Regions from separate parts of the Homo sapiens genome. Here region 1 is linked to region 2. Evidence: chromatin contacts called from ENCODE Hi-C data. All regions are on one chromosome and are shown on one strand. The core of a region is the stretch at or near the end of the contact, and the rest is flanking DNA. Distances in the headings are between cores, read along the strand shown. Region 1 has its middle 170 kb from the start of LINC02254. Region 2 holds the start of LINC02254 (long intergenic non-protein coding RNA 2254).

Region 1 (3,080 bases), core at 327-2,826, 170 kb before region 2:
ATAGACACGCACCACTACCACATTCATTAATAATAATAATAACAACAACGACAACAAAACTAGTATATTGTGATTTGCTTGGAGTGGCCAGCTTCAGGAGGGAAATGAATAACTGTTTTCCAGACTCAAGGAAGATTCAACTCGAGATGTAACATTAGGCAGGCAGGCAGGCCAGTGTTGAAGCACTGGTTTACTGGGCCGGAGATGGGTAGTTCACAGACTCCATGCATGGTTTGACTATGAAAGAGGAGTCCATGAACACAGATTACATGTTCATTCTCTCAATGCAGTTTTTGGCTAGGTTGCATTAATACATATTCATCAATAGATCAGTAGAAAAACGCTGAGCTCTGTTAATCATACTATAGATCTGTAGTCAAAAGGTGTTTTTTTTTTAAAGGTGTTTTTGAGGAGAAGTAATGTGAAAAAGGGAGCAAACCATTTCATAACACAGATTAGATGCCACATAATATACAAAGCTAAGAGAAAGGAAACTTATTTTGGGCTCCAAAAATGTTGGGATGTGAGACTGAAATTAGTACTCATGTTTCTGATGAAAGGTCTCAAACTGAGTACTGTGGATTATTCTAGGCCATTAATAACCACAAACTGCTTGAAATAACCATGGCAACAACCAGTAGCTATGTACAGTACAATCACCCTGATTACCATAGAATTAGCACAAAACAAATGTTTGTTCTTTTCCTAAATAGATGTATTATGATGATGATAACAGCTTCCTATTTACCCCAGGTTTTCCCATCACCACTCCTACTCCAAACAATGGAAAGATGACATCTTTGCATGATATTTGTTTCCATTTCTTTTTTTCCTTAAATAAATTTTATTGTATATATTTAAGGTATGTTTCTGATTCTTTTCTAAAGAGCCTAGGACAGTGCAGAGGGGAATGGGTGCTAGCCTACCTTTCATTCCCATCCCCCTTTGGCTCAGTGATACACAAGAAAACGTAACACACACTTTGATTCATTGATCACCGTCTGGGCTCCAGGAGGAGGGATTATAACCTTTAAAAATGTGCCTGGAAGCTTTAAATTCAAATGGCCAGCCTGAACTGCATGTTAATTGAAATCATGTAATTTTGGTGTCTTTGGTATCCACAGAGCATGGGCCCCAAATTTCATCTGCTCCTGACACAGAGACGTAAACACACCCCAGCCTAGCGCATGTTAAGTTACCTGTCTCTGTGCCGCCATTGTGTACAACTCACAAAGACACAGCCAGACCAGGTATCATCGAGGTAGGCCAGCAAGTGAAGACTGAAGTCTAGTCTCAGCCTCTCAGCTTGCTGGCATTGTGAGCCGTGACGACAGCTGGCACTTGGCTGTCCCCAAAACCCCCTTTCACAGTACCCAGCACCACGCTTCCACATGCGATTGAAGCAATTAGCTGCCGTGCGGCTGATGTACCCCGCAGAGGACTGGTGGCTCGTCTGACACATCTGGGCACAGAAAGTAATTGAAACAGCTGCTTCCGCCCATATGGCAGCAAAAGCTGGTTGTGCAACGTCTGCTGCCTGGGCTGCACCAACCTCGGGCAAATTAGCCATCATTAATCCCCAGATCTGACCAGCATACACAGAGCCACTAATCAAGACAGCTGGGGGGTTGGGGGAGGTGGCTGAGAAGGACAGTCCCTTTAAGATTGCTAAATGGCATCCCAGGTTAAAAAATAAAACACACACACAAGCACAAATTGCAGTCTTCCTCTTCCAGAACACTTTCACTCCCTCTGCCTGGCGAGGACAGGCTGTGTCTGTTGGTGCTCCTCGTTAGGAGATTGCTAAAATAGCAGTGCGACTTTCTGGAAGTGTCACACTGCTCTATGCAAGCCTGGCATCCTGCAGTTATAAATAGCTGGTTGCGTGGAGAGTGAGAACACGGTATTGTGCTGTCGTGGTGAGCTGGCTAGCCATGAAGCCCAGAAAAACCACAGTAATTGGGGGCCTGCTTGAGAAAGGGGAACAGCACCTGACTTGGGTGGGGGAGCACAGGCAGCTCTGCCTCTCTTCTGCAAGGTGCCATGCATGGTTTGGGCAGGATTTGCCTTCCATCTGTCCACTGACCTCTCAGGGATGCGCCTTCTATTTATGACATGGAATTTTCAGGTAATGACTAAGAGTTAGTTGTTGCAAATGAGCCTTGTTGACAGGTGAAAGGTCACAGGCCATCTCGCAGGTAAAGGGTAGCTGTCTCACCTCTGACACAGACATTGATTAAAACACACGCTGCTGTAGCTTCAAAGGACTGTGTTGACTCAACTTCCACACTGTGGGATGGAATAGGCGGCTGTCTTATTTACATTCCAGAACTGATGTCATTATTCAGATGGCTCATCGTTATGCCTGACGGTGACCCATGTAGGTGGTGCAGTGCATCTGGGCAGGGAGTGGCAGGGGTGATGTGTCATCCCAGAGGTGTCAGAGACTCATCCTGAGTGGTAGGGGTACAAGCACAGGGTGGGTCTGCATGCCCCTGTCACTAACCCCTGAGGGCAGAGAGGCAGTCCAGACTTGGGGATTTCAGTTCTTTGAGAAATGGAAGTTTACATAATGAGTTAGATTTGAACAAAAAAAATTAGCTGCTATTAGAGTCATTGTCAATTACTCTGAGATAAGTGTTTTCTTCATTGGTAAGTCTGGACTTCAGACAGATAAGAAGACTTCAGAGAATAACTTCATCCTGTGCTTTGGAAGAGACAGAGGGGATGGAGAGGTCAGAGAGAACTTGATGCTTCTTTTTCAATTCAGCATGTCAAATAAATCACTAACTTCATCTTGAGTTCCATAAGGAGAAGGCTTTCCTGCAATAGAAGCTCTTGTCTCCACTGCACAGGCCCTGCAGACTTCTTCCTGGTGTCAGTGTGAGTTGATTCTACTTGCTTCTTTGGAGAATGTTTTGACTTTCTCCCCACTGTTGTTCACCTCTGCCAACCTGTTCTATGTGATAACTAACAAAAAAGGAATAATAAATAACCCTTGCAACATGAGACAGTTATTCAGATTGTTGCTAATCTTTCTCATCAGTGTTGAGGTCATTGTGATGACTGTTGTTTTCTGG
Region 2 (2,809 bases), core at 140-2,639:
GAGTTGGAGTAGGGCTCCCAGCCTCACCAGAGCTGGGGCATATTGTCACTGACCCACTGGCTCTTCTTGCTGGGAAGGGCAGCCACTTGGACCCCCTCTCCTCCAGCTCCTCCTGTCTCTTCAAGTCTTAGGCCAAGTCCTGTTCAGAAATGTGGCCTAAGGTGTCACTCCTTCTTCAGATCACCCATGCCATCAAACTTGCAGGCAGTGAGAGACAGAAACAGTACCAATTTGTGCTCACAGGTTCCCATTTGTCTCTACGGGTTCCAGTATGTCCTCACGGATTTCAACTTGTCCTTGCGGTCACCACTTTCTGTCCAGCTTTTCTTCCCAGCCACAGGTCCTGCTGACCTACAGTGACTGGAGCCTCACCACATCCCACAATTACATAAGATGCAGCCCATCATAATCCCCACAGTCTGTGTCACTCTTAGTGGAACTACTTCCCTGACTGAATCCTAAATAACACAAGAGCAACAACGTTTCTCCATTGTTTCGTATGTCGGCTAGGTCTGAGGGACGGGACGGAAGCCCCCGGGGCTGGGGCTCACTCACTCTGTTCTTCATGTAACGCATTCACACCATGTGTATGAGCATTCAGCTTGGCGGGTGGAGCAGTTCGGCATTACTTGCTGGAAATAATTCAGAGCACTTATGACCAGGCTTTGGAACCCAAGCCAAGTGTTCTCGAGCACATCCGTACGGGGAACAAAAGTTTTGTTTTGTCCCCATCGTTCCCTCACCCGCTTCGGATGGGGAAATATTTGAAAAACGGAAGTGCCTATAATATTCTGCTTGTGCTACCAAAGTTCTAATGGTGTTTACCTGAAATGTTTCTATCATTCCCAAACTTTCAGGGTTTCTGTTGGTGATTGGCGAGGAACAGATTGCACTTTCCTGAACTGAAATCTAATGAATGCCACAAAGTGAAAATAAACTGGAGACACTTCAAAAAAGAAAAAGAAAAGAAAACTCACTTCAAGAAACCGAAGCTTTCCTACCCCCCTTCTTTTCCCCTCACTTGCAGCCAACTAAGCTCCCCACACATTCTGATCGTCTCCCTGCACAGTGTCTGTGGTGGTGACAACTGATTCATGTGTTCATTTGCATATCCCCCGGTGCCAGCAGCAGAATACAGAACGGGCCTCCTGTGCCGGCAGCCAACACAGCACTGGCAAATCAGGGAGCTGTCAGAAACAGCTGTCCATTAACGGAGTTTGTGGAAACAACCAGGAGCTGTTTGAAAATGCTAGGTGGTAGAATTTAATTGGAGTAGCAACTGTTCAAAATTAAGATTAAAAGGACCAGTCAGTCAACGTGGATTTCGTGACACCTTAAAAATAACGTTTCAGGTTTGATTAATGCTGCAAGAAGTTTGCACATTTCTCTCCTTTGCTGATAGGGCCTGCGTGCTGATAGTTGATTCAGTGAATATATGTAGCAGTGATAGCTCATGGGCTCCAGAGGTCAGATATCTTATTCTCTAGGCTGAAACCCTTGTTGCTTTAAGGAAACAGGATTTTAATAGGAATCACATGCAGATTGACTACAGGGAGCCAAGCGGTAGTGGAAGAAGCAAAGTTGGCGGTTTTGGAGACGGACGTCTATCTATCCACAGTGTGAGTACGTCTCAGCTCTGAGCGGCCCACCCTATCCCCTAAGCCCTCCTGGCCAGATACAGGAATTTACAGAATACACTCGCTTCCCAGCGGTGAGTTGAGAAGGAAAAGAGTTTTCATGGCCGGTTTAATCCTTGGCTTCTCTCCTGAACATGCCGAAAAGGGTGTCAGATGTTGCCAACATTGAAGCAAAGCGGGGAGTGGGTGGATGGGGTCACTGAAATACGAGGATCCGTAATGGTTTCCTAAAAAGACTTTTTATCCTTCTGAAAAATCTCAACTTTAGCATTCATTAAGATCAGAAAACAATCCTAACATGCCAGGCACAGCTACTTGTAATTTGAAACAGAGTTTGTAACCCCAAACACCACATTTTAACGATTTTTAATTTATGATTGAACTCTAGGTACTCAAGTCAACATTCTCAGTTCCACATTGATGATTCCTATTGTGGTCATTTAGTTTAATTCTTTGACTTTTATTCTTAAATAGATTGTCATGCTACTTCTTATAAACATCCATTTTAAAATTGAAAAGAACATTGAATGCAATTGAGAATGACAGCACATTTAGAGTACATTTAGATGTAATTGAGAGGGAAGGGGGTAAACTTGTTTTTCTAAGAAAACATCAGAGCGGATATACAGTAGGGTCAGGGCAATGAGTGCAAGGCGACAGTTCCAGATAGGTAGTGCACGACAGCCAGGAGAGGAAGTGACAGCTGGTGGCTTTAGTAAACAGATTTCAGTTTAGGATTTTCTGAACATTTTAATATGCTTCTCCACTGTACCTTTTGTTCCCAATTCAATAACAAAGCCGTTTCTTATTTGTTGCCTTGAAGTATCAGATTGGTTAGAAAACAGATATAGAAAAAAAAGAAAGTCACTTGGTATTAAAACAAAACATTTCTAAATATCTGACGCAATGTTATAGTAAAATGGGGGAGGTGAAGGGAAGGGAAGTTCTCCAAAAGAGAGCCTGGTGGGAATGCTTGCAAATGGAAAGACGTGGCATTTCATTCCTCGGAGGCTTTTTGCTTAAATTATGATCTCCTCCCAAACAATGTATATCTCCCAACTTCTACCCAACTGATCAAGAGGCCCAACTGACTGGTAGGGTCTTTAAAGAGAAAATAAAAGCTGTAAAGAATGAAACTGAGTAACACTGAAGGCATTAGTCTTATTAACAGC

What was found. Hi-C counts contacts between places; a loop is a spot of excess contacts on that map. Pooled maps may share reads with other maps.
Region 1: a loop to region 2 is called in a map of posterior cingulate gyrus, with 12 times the contacts of the local background. The contact joins the enhancer-like site here to the promoter of LINC02254 in region 2. A Hi-C loop is called at or near these places in 6 of 168 maps with a recorded cell type or tissue (Right ventricle myocardium inferior, cardiac septum, gastrocnemius medialis and 2 more) and 11 of 50 pooled maps.

What each region holds. Positions count from the first base shown.
Region 1 is chr15:97,691,252-97,694,331 of GRCh38, reverse strand. No RefSeq gene overlaps it. Among named protein-coding and RNA genes, the nearest start is that of LINC02254, 170 kb to the right of the region's middle. RefSeq lists enhancers at 980-1,479, 1,480-1,981, 1,793-2,992. Within about 2 kb of position 1,576, at least 4 of the 41 ENCODE cell types and tissues checked have a DNase peak (open chromatin) inside an H3K27ac peak, as active enhancers do; they include gastrocnemius medialis, where a contact is called at or near this core.
Region 2 is chr15:97,520,391-97,523,199 of GRCh38, reverse strand. LINC02254 (long intergenic non-protein coding RNA 2254) reads left to right here and starts at 1,389. Exons shown (of 5, transcript NR_120324.1): 1 at 1,389-1,619.